2 separate regions of the Homo sapiens genome follow, and region 2 is linked to region 1. Evidence: chromatin loops called from intact Hi-C (ENCODE). Cell type or tissue: Caco-2. All regions are shown on one strand. Links, peaks and the distances in the headings refer to the core of each region. The heading gives the core; the rest is flanking DNA. Region 1 has its middle 17 kb from the start of LINC02473. Region 2 overlaps DHX15 (DEAH-box helicase 15).

The links. Hi-C counts contacts between places; a loop is a spot of excess contacts. Peaks named below come from ENCODE experiments on the same cell type or tissue, not always from the same donor. Only the 100,000 strongest peaks of a DNase experiment are listed, where the experiment ranks them.
Region 2: it touches region 1 in a loop (2.3-fold over the local background); 1 of 110 quality-filtered maps calls a loop at or near these places.

Annotation. Positions count from the first base shown.
Region 1 is chr4:24,640,073-24,645,461 of GRCh38, reverse strand. No RefSeq gene overlaps it. Among named protein-coding and RNA genes, the nearest start is that of LINC02473, 17 kb to the left of the region's middle. In Caco-2, for the core only: no CTCF peak of the experiment used is centred there; DNase peaks (open chromatin) are centred at 2,001 and 2,371.
Region 2 is chr4:24,565,353-24,570,741 of GRCh38, reverse strand. It overlaps DHX15 (DEAH-box helicase 15), which reads left to right. Exons shown (of 14, transcript NM_001358.3): 3 at 1-88. Among named protein-coding and RNA genes, the nearest start is that of DHX15, 17 kb to the left of the region's middle. In Caco-2, for the core only: no CTCF peak of the experiment used is centred there; no DNase peak of the experiment used is centred there.

The DNA of each region.
Region 1 (5,389 bases), core at 274-5,273:
ATGCACAAATGGTAAGAGTGGATTTAAGCAAATCGTAATTCAGTGAGTCATGATTCCAGTTTATAAGCAGAGAAGCACAATTCAATTTTATAGGCAGCTGGGCTGCTAATTAAGAAGAAGCCCTTAATTACAGCACCTGATGTAGAAGCCCTGTCTCATGCTTACTGGCCTTGTTTTTCCTCACTTCTCCCTCAGTCTATCACCCATCTATTTACCTGCTTATTATTTATTTCTCTATCTCCACAGAGGGTATATATGTCTGCTGTCCAGAAACCTAAAAGTGAAACTGCTTCTTGGCACCAGAACTCACACCTCTCTGCTGGAAGTAAAAACAGTACTCAGTTCCCCAGGGTGGTGATTTCTGAGGACGATGGGGGAGCCACAGGAGTTTGGGTGGGGGCAAAGAAGATGGTCCATAGAATTTACTTCCAGTAAATGAAAGGCTATGTTCATACAGAAATCTGTATGCAGATATTTATTATAGTGGCTTTATTCATAATCACCAAAAACTTGAAACAACCCAAATGCCTTTCTACTGGTGAATGGATAAACAAAATGTGGTACATTCATACAATGAAACACTATTCAGCAATTTTAAAAAAACAACTACTAGTACCAGTATACCATCAATACGTCTATATTATTCCATTCTTGCATTGCTATAAAGAACTACCTGAAGGCCGGGTGAGGTGGCTCACGCCAGTAATCCCAGCATTTTGGGAGGCCGAGGCAGATGGATCACCTGAGGTCAGGAGTTCGAGACCAGCCTGACCAATATGGTGAAACCCCGTCTCTACTAAAAATACAAAAATTAGCTGGGAGTGGTGGTGGGCACCTGTAGTCCCAGCTACTCGGGAGGCTGAGACAGGAGGATTGCTTGAACCTGGGAGGCGGAGATTGCAGTGAGCTAAGATCATGCCACTGCACTCTAGCCTGGGCGACAGAACAAGACTCCGTCTCAAAAAAAAAAAAAAAAAAAAAGGGTTTCATTGGCTCACAGTTATACAGGAAGGCTATACAGGAAGCATGGCTGGGGAGGACTCAGGAAACTTACCATCATGATGGAAGGCGAAAGGGAACCAAGTACGTACATCTTCACGTGGTGGAGCAGGAGAGAGAGAGAGGGAAGGGGGAGGTGCTACACACTTCTAAACAACCAGATCTCGTGAGAACTCACTCACTATCATGAGAACAGAAAAGGGGAAATCCGCTCCCGTGATCCAATCACCTCCCTCCAGGCCCCTTCCCCAACACTGGGGATTACAATTCAACATGATATTTGTGCAGAGACACAAATCCAAACCATATCAACATCTCAAATGTATTAGTTAAGTAAAAAAAAAGCCAGACTCAAAATATTGTCTGACTACATATTGTATGATTCCTATTAGTATGACTTCCCAGAAAAAGGCAAAGCTATAGGTACAGAAAAACAGATCAGTGGTTGCCAGGGCCTGTTGTTGGCAGAAGGGGACTGGCTACAAAAAGCCTTAGGGAATTTGGGGAAGGAATGGAAATGTTTCATCTCCTCATTATGGTGGTGGTTACACAACACATGTGTTTGGAAAGACTCATAAACTCTACACTAAAATAAATTTTATAGTGTGTGAATTATACCTCGGTAAACCTAACTTTAAAATAAAATGATCCATAGGAACCATGGAGCAGCAATAAAAGAACTTTGGCACTTCCCAAAGTCAAACAAATAACCTCTATTTTTTTCTGACTTTTATTTTTACTTTATGTATTTCTTGAGATCTTTGTTAGCCATTAAAATATGCATATTTTAAAGTAGAGGGCAATTAATCTCATCAAATATAGTAGCACTAGTATAGGAAAATATTTCTTTTTCCAAGTAAAATCACTGTTGCAGAGAGAATCAGATATGAATTCCATTGGGCAAAACACATTAACAGCCTTTATCCATGTCAGATGATGCATAGGAGGGAATGCACTGTTTCAGACTCTGGAGAAGGGGAGATAAGGGCTGTTGCCCAGCCTATTCATGACTGACCTCAATGCACAATGACCTCAACACATAGGAAAGCTGGTCCTACATAACTAAGGCAAAGTTGAATAGAGATAAATGCCAGGTGGGTGCTCTCAGAAGAATAACTTTGGCCAAGTAAAATAAGTCCAGCATGGATAACAGTGTAAGAATTTAATTCAGAATACTCTCTGACTTCTCAGGGTATAGCTTTGCAGAAAGAGACCTGGTTTTCATAGTTCATCACAGATGTAGAAGAGTGTGCACTGATTGTTGTGAGCATTTTCCTACTGAAAACACACTTCACTGATGAGTCATTAGTGTCAGCTATTCAAAGAATGCGAGCTCCAAAACGTGTCGGTTGATAAATAAGTAACCCAAGGCTGGGTGCATGCAGAGAATGAGACCAGTGATATGGCCAGAGAGTATTGAGTATTTGCTGAGACCAGATGTATATGACATCACCTCATCCCACCACAACCTATGAGGAAGATGTTGCTATCACCACTTTACGGACAGGAGACGAAAACTTAGAAAGATGAGACCACTTGCTCTTGACCATTTTATATTTTCAAATGCAAATGTTCTATGTTTCTACCACAAGTGGAAATAGTGATTCTGAATTAAATTTAGACAGGTGGTGGGGGAGGCAAGAGGAGAGAAAATAAAATCATAAAGACATGAACAGTGGTGTGCTGGTAAGTGCCTAACATCCAGCTCTGGGACAGGGGTGCTAATTTATACCATAAATAGTCTGCTATGACCAAGTTCAAGCTATCCTCATGAAGTCAACCAGCTTGCAAACTTCCTGACAATTTAACAATTGGCTGTCCTGAGAGTTGTTTGTAGGGAAGTTTTTGGTAAAAAATACAATTCAGAGAAAGGCTTACGAGAACCCTGTGTAAAGTAGAAGGCAGGCCATCCACACTACAACAAAACTTTGGGACCTTGAAATTTGGGTTCATGATCTCACAACTGAGAAGAGTCCCTCCACACTCTTGGAGCTAGCTGTGCACCCATTGGAATCTTTTTTTTTTGAGGCAGAGTATCGCTCTGTCCCCCAGGCTGGAGTGCAGTGGTGCATCTCGGCTCACTGCAAGCTCCGCCTCTCGGGTTCACACCATTCTCCTGCCTCAGCCTCCCGAGTAGCTGGGACTACAGGCGCCTCCTACCACGCCCGGCTAATTTTTTGTATTTTTAGTAGAGATGGGGCTTCACTGTGTTAGCCAGGATGGTCTCGATCTCCTGACCTCATGATCCGCCTGCCTCGGTCTCCAGAAGAGCTGGGATTACAGGCGTGAGCCACTGCACCCGGCCGGAATCTTTAAGGTAAAACAAACCGGGGAAATTTCTCCCAAGAAGAGGATGGCATCCTTGATGTGAACTGCTTTTCCCAAGTTCACAAATTAAGACCTCTGCCATGATGAAACTCTTATCTTTGAATATTTTTCCTTGCTTATGCCTCTATGAACAATAGAAGTGGAAAAGGGGTCTGTTGTGTGCACTAATGGAGTAGACTTTTATTTGTGAAGGAGTTTGCAGCCAGCCTTATACATGGGTAAACTTCTACTTTGACAGATAAAAGATGAAGGCCCAATGTAGGTGAGAAATTTTAATGGTATATGTGTTGCCTCATAATCAGTCAAAAACAAAACATTGGTTCACTCCTCTTAACCCACATCATGGGTTAAAGAGAACATTGCCAGAAGGTCTTCATTCTTCTAAAAGGGATTCACTTGTTAGGTCCTTTTTCCATGGTTTAAGTAAAAGAAGCAATGATTAGAAATGTATCCCTCATGATAGGTTCTATAGCAAATTCTAGTTTAAAGGCTACAGTTACACAACAGACTTTAAATTCTCTTGTGAAAAATATGCTAAACAATAGAATTGGCTAAACAGAAATGTATCTGTGCAGCTGCTGGCACTTGTGGCCTATGGGGAAATACATCAAATGAAGATTATATAAATTCAGTGGTAGGGGATTGACGAAGAAATTGCTTAGTCAAGTGAGCAAACTCTTTATCTAGCTCATTCTTTGATCTGTTTGATTTTAGGAGGTTTGATTTATGGAGACCTTGTGTAAGGAACATACTCCAAACTCTTGGTATTATCCTCCCAATAGTCATAATAATAGTCTCCCTGGCATGCTGTATTCCCTCAAAGGTTTTAAATACTTGCATGCAGCCATCTCTAGAATGTCATATGGTCTCTCTTCAACTGGAATAACAGGAGCTGAATGAAATGTGCAACCATGAGGACATCATAACCTAAGAATGATATGCTGAGACCGGAAACCCAAAAAGGTGGTAACAGAGAGTGGCACTAAGGCCCTAAGTTTTGGTTACACTCTCATCTAAGTGAGAGCCTGACCAAAAACAGGGAATTTTTTTAAACACAATTATGGGAGGCCATTGTTTTGGACTGAGCTCATGCACTAGTCCCCCACAAACCAAACCAAACAAAACCAAAATGGAGTTGCTCATGCTAAGACTTTAAGGAAACACATAGATTCTAGAACAGACCAGGTTTTGTTTTTTCTCCTGCAAATCTCTATAACAAACATTTCTGACAGCATGGGTATCCACCCTCTGAAGTTCCCATTAAATCTTTTAACCAAATTCATTTCCTCTCACCTAGAGACTGTCAAGCTTTAGATGATCAGACAACAAAGGTTCCAGCCAGTTCCAGGTGAAGGCACCACCCCTGGACATCAAGAAGCTACCCTGCCTCCACTAGACAGAACAGGGTGAGAGTTCCGTGATCCCCAAGAGGTAGGGACTACGCCCCAAGGCAGCATGAAGCAGTTACAGAAAAAAAAAAAAAGACCATCTGTCTCTCTACCTTCCATAAAGATTTATGGGGATCACATCTCTGAGCGGGGAGATAAGGCAGGAAAATAGGGTCTGCCTTGGAGGCAGGGAACATAAGGCCGATTCACACTTCAGCTATAACAGGAAATATCCTCCCCACAGGGCGTATGCCATAAATGACTTTGTAACTTTACTTCATCCTCTCCGTTTACATAAGGAGAACCCGAAGTAAGCAGTGGAATCCTCTAGGGGGTATTTGAACTCCCAAAAATTCTGTAATGGGGCCTTTGAGCTCCTATGCCCGGGCCCGCTCCCACACTGTGGAGTGTACACTATCTTTTTCTATAAAACCATTCCCTCCTTGCTTTGTTTGTGCGTTTTGACCAATTCTTTTTTTAAGACGCCAAGAACCCGGACACCCTCCACTGGAAACAGGTACAGCAGAATGACTGAAAGAGGGAAGAGAGCTGAAGGGTGTGGAGGGATAATGGAGGAAGACAGAATGCAGGTGACGGATTTGAGACCTGCTGATGAAAATGGAGGCTCCATTGAGAGTTCAGAAAAACCAAAGAACCCCAGGTCACCCCCTGTG
Region 2 (5,389 bases), core at 206-5,205, 75 kb after region 1:
TTGCTGATGAGATGGATGTGATGTTGGGCCAGGAAGTTGGTTACTCCATTCGATTTGAAGACTGCAGTAGTGCAAAAACCATTCTTAAGTAAGTACTATATCTTTAATGACGCTTTTAGTCCTCTGCTTGCCATTTTCTGCTATTAGATAGAAGACTTTGCTAGTGCAGGCTTATGTCATCCAAATTTAGAATTATCCAAAGTAGGCCTTCTTAGACTTACCACATGACCTTAGTTTAATTATATATTATTGGTAATCTATAGTTACTTGGTAGAAATTGAAGTTCAAAGGTCAGATTTTAGTTACTTGGTTCTGCATTTTAGGTGAAATGTTACTGATACTGTAAAATGTGTGGTTTTAGTAGACACAATGGTGTATGACTTAATTGTGAAAGAAAAGGAAAGTGATATGTCTTACTTAGTAAAAGATAACTACTTTTAGAAAGAAGAATGTATAGGATGGGATGTGATTTATTTAGGGGAGAGGGGACTTTTAATGTTAATTATGCAGCTATTACCGTGCATCTGTTATAAGCTAAAAAGAGGAATCTTTTGTTCTGTAATACACTGTTAGAGCTGCCTCTAGGTCCTTGTTCCTCTATAGCTATGGTGCAGATAATTGACTACTGTATTGAGCTTTCTAATGTTTTAACTCTACCAACTTTTTATTGTCTTATACTTGCATTCTGCATAAGTTATGATGTATGCTACCTGATGATGATTCTTTCTCAAGTCTTCCCTCTGGTTGCTTCTGCTTATTCTGTATTTATGTGATATTTAAGTCCTTTTAAATGTGACTTGTTTGAGTGGGGCTCAGTGGCATATGCCTGTTTATTCCCAGCCACTTCGTAGGCTGAAGCAGGATTATTGCTTGAGGCCAGGAGTTCAAGGCTACAGTGTGCTCTGATCATGCCTGTGATAGCTACTGCATTTGAACCTGAGCAACATAGCAAGACCACATTTCTTTTAAAAAAAAAGAAAAATCATATCTATGTGATCTTCTCCCTGAGGTTTTTAAAAACCATTTTGGAGCGTTGTGTAGGCAGTGATATGAGTCTTTGTTGTCAGAGTCTTTGTTGTCAGAGAGATATATAGTGTTAATGGGATAAATGAAACAAGAGTCTCTCTTTTTTTTTTTTTTTTTTTTTTTTGAGATGGAGTCTCACTCTGTTGCCCAGGCTGGAGTGCAGTGGCGCCATCTCGGCTCTCTGCAACCTCCGCCTCCCGGGTTCAAGCGATTCTCCTGCCTCAGCCTCTCAGGTAGCTGGGACTATAGGTGTGCGCCACCATGCCTGGCTAACTTTTTGTATCTTTAGTAGAGTTGTGGTTTCACTATGTTGGCCAGGCTGGTCTCTAACTCCTGACCTCATGATCCGCCCGCCTCAGCCTCCCACAGTGCTGGGATTACAGGCGTGAGCCACTACACCCAGCCGCAGAAATTGAATAGAATAATGAACTGCATGTGTTTATCATCGACTTTTAACTATTTCAGTCTTATTTATTTCATATCCAATCTTAATTTATTTCCCTGTCCCATGTTATTTCGAAGCAGTCTTAGATACCAAATAATTATATATATAAATATTTCAGTGTGTATCTCTGAGATAGTTTCTTAAAATAGAGCTATCATAACTTAAAACAATTTATTGGATCAAAATATCCAGTTTTCATTCAACATTTGTGTCAGTTTTTTCTAATTCTTTGATTTATCTCATTTTATTAGAACTTTTTATTCAGCGTGATATTTAATAGCAGTTGAACTTTAAAATATTTAAATAAGCTTATCCTTATGACTTTATGGGACATATTTTTGGCTTAAACCTTAATCTTCACTGAATAAATTCTTGTAGTTGTTCAGTGATACGTTATTGATCACTGGTAATTACAGTATAATTGACAATAATTGCATAAGCAAAATCATAGCTCATTATGTTGTATTACTTTAAAATGCAGGTAATGTCAAGGACTTGAGGATAATAAGGGGGAGATTTTACTCATCTTTAGGAGGAATATCATTATTCTGACTTGATTCACATTGCATTGAATTTTTTTGGTAAGCCACAGTTGAGAACAGAATTTGGAAATTGGGATACAAGAAAGTTATGCAATATTGGTGCTGTGTGTATGTGTAGTAGGAAGTGGGTGGAGGATAGGCTTTCAAAAGATGAGTACCTCTGAAAGATTTTGGTTCACTTCATAGGGAATGACAAGTAACAGATTTTATAGTTCAAATGAAGTATTTTTGGCATTGTGATTTTTTTAATGGAGCATTTTCTAGAGGTTATAACTACTTGTAAAAGCTTACTTAAGACAGGGTAAGCTTATTGGGGTTTCTTCTAGGAGCTAACCTGGTGTTGCCTTTAAGTAATATAAGTAAAGGAGTGTATTATTACAATAAGTTAGCTTAAAATTTAAAAATTTCAAATGTAACTTTGCTATTTGATAGGAAGAACTTAACTAATGGGAATGCTTCATTAAATGTAGCTCTTATCATATATAGATATAAAATGCTTATATATCCATTGTGTAGCCAGGGCGAACTTTAATTTTCACTCTAGGGTGGTAAAGAGGCTAACTTAGGCAGATTATGTTTGAGGAGCACAGAATTTAACCATAGTTTGAGAGCATTTTAGCTAAATAAAGTATCTTTAAATTGTCCGCATATAGATTAAGGGTCTATAAGATAGTTTCTTCAGTGTTTGGGATACCTATTCATAAATTTTAGGTTATAGATCTGACACTGTGCTCTTTTCGGAAGATTGGATCTGGTATAACTTAGTGCACACTCTGTTAGTCTAGCCTTAAATGGCTACCCCATCCCAGTGAACAAGTAAGTTTACAAAGCTGCCACTCCTAAATGGTTTTTATATTTCCTTTTTTATGTGTTTGCTTGTCCCCATCCTTTTCTTCTGAAGCATTCTTTTTGCAACATACTTACTTTCCTGTTTTCTTGGAGTGGAAATTATGAAGAAAAAACCCAAAGAGATACCTAAAGAGCTTACCAGTCAGGGAACAATATATTGCTGTATTTGTGACTAGTCAGTGTAAAATACCTTGATTCATTTTGATGTAAGGAAGGAGAGGTTGTTGGCTTCTGGTGTAGCCCTTTTGCAGTGGATTTTAAGAAGCATTTGTCTGTGGTTGTAACTTTTTTTTTTTTTTTTTGGAGACGGAGTCTTGCTCTGTCGCCCAGGCTGGAGTGCAGTGGCACGATCTCGGCTCACTGCAGCCTCCACCTCGCGGGTTCAAGCCATTCTCCTGCCTCAGCCTCCCAAGTAGCTGAGATTACAGGCCCCCGCCACCACGCCCAGCTAATTTTTGTATTTTTAGTAGAGACGGGGTTTCACCACATTGGCCAGGCTGGTCTCAAACTCCTGACCTTGTGATCCGCCCGCCTCTGCCTCCCAAAGTGCTGGGATTACAGGCAGCCGCCACCACGCCCAGCCTGGTTGTAACATATTTTAATTCAGGAAATCACCTTCAGTTTTTTGAAGGAGCTGATAATTTTTTAGGGAAGAAAACAATTTGATAATCTTGTAAGCGTAGAAAAACGTAATAATTGAAGTTGTTAATTTGGTAGGTAATTTTACTGTTATTTTAGGTGATATGCTTCCTTTTTATTTTTTCGTAAGCTGTAAAATTAGAGATTTTTGTGTTGAAGGAATCTAATAATTTGTACACATAATGATTAGTCATTCAGTCAGCTAATAGTTAAGTACCTTCTATGTGTTGGGCAGTACTAGGTATAATGAAAAGTGAATCTAGTCCCTGTTCTTGTTAAAGCAAATAAAAATGTAAATAAAAAGTTTGACATTGTGATTAACCTTCTGAAGTAGAATATGGGTGTTTATATGAAAGAATGATTTGAGAATAAGTTTAGGTGGGAAGATGTTGGATTTATTTATTTATTTTTGAGATAGAGTCTCATCTCATCTGTCACTCAGGCTGGAGTGCAGTGGTGCCATCTCGGCTCACTGCAACCTCCACCCGCCGGGTTCAAGCGATTCTCATGCCTCACCCTCCCGAGTAGCTGAGATTACAGGCGTGTGCCACCATGCCCAGCTACTTTTTGTATTTTTAGTAGAGACAGAGTTTCACCGTGTTGGCCAGGCTGGTCTCAAACTCCTGACGTCAAGTGATCCACCCACCTCAGCCTCCCAAAGTGCTGGGATTACAGGCGTGAGCCACTGCTCCCGGCCAGGAAGTTGGAATTTAAGTCAAGGGTTGAATTTAAAGTAGTGGTTAGCCAGAACAGGGGTTATGGGATAGGGAATTACAGGGCATTGCCATAGCGGATTCTTTGGTGCCTCTGGAAACAGCTGACTGAAGCACCAACTGTATAAAGACTACTTATGCAGATTCCAGAGTGGGTTTCCAACAAGACAACTTCGTTTAAAAATACCTTGAGGCCAGGAGCAGAGGCTCACACATGTAGTCCCAACACTTTGGGAGGCTGAGGCAGGAGGATCACTTGAGTCCAGGGTGGGTAACATAGTGAGACCCTGGCTCTCCAAAAAGATTTATATATTAAAAAAATGAGCCAGGTGTGGTGGTATGTACCTGTAGTCCCAGCTACTTGGATGAGGTGAGTGGATCACTTGGACCCAAGAGTTTGAGACTGAGGTGAGCTAGGATTGTGTCACTGCGCTCCAGCCTGGGTGACAGAGCAAGACTCCATCTCTCTTAAAAAAAAAAAAAAATGGTGGTTTGTGAAGAGAATCAAAAGGAAATAGATCCTAGAGCATAGCCTCTAGGGTCAGTGTCTGAGTTGTCCTAGCTCTGCCCACGTATTAGCTGTGACATTAACTATGTGTTAAGTAGCCCTCATGTGCTTGTTTCTTTTTCAAAAGATGGAGCTGGTACTAACTACCTGATAGGGTTGTTCTGAGATCAGGTATAGTTGTCTGTGTACAACTCTTCGTCATTTATGGCACTCTGTTTAGGGGTGCATCAGTCAGCATTGCTGATTCTTGCTGCTGTTGGTGATGATGGTAGATATCCAGTTGGAGAAATTATTGGATCTTTTTAACCAGTTAACCCAGTTAGAGAGGGACTCAATAAAACCAATTTAATAAAGTTCCTTTTGGCACAATAATTGAATTACAATTGGGGATGTAAACTTAAACCTTGACGTGACTTGTCACCGGAATGAATCAATTCAAGTATTCTTTTAGGGCTGGAGGTAAAGGTGAAACAGATGTGGCACTTTAAGGACCATTAATTATACAAACAATTATAAACTAATTTATTGAACATCTGTTATGTGGCAGTCTTGGTTCTAGTTCATGTGTAGCACATAAGTTAGGTAAGGGTAATTTTATTGGACTCTTAAAAAGAGGTGGGAATAAAGGATAAATGTGGTTATTTAACACTGAGGCAGTTTCTGCCAG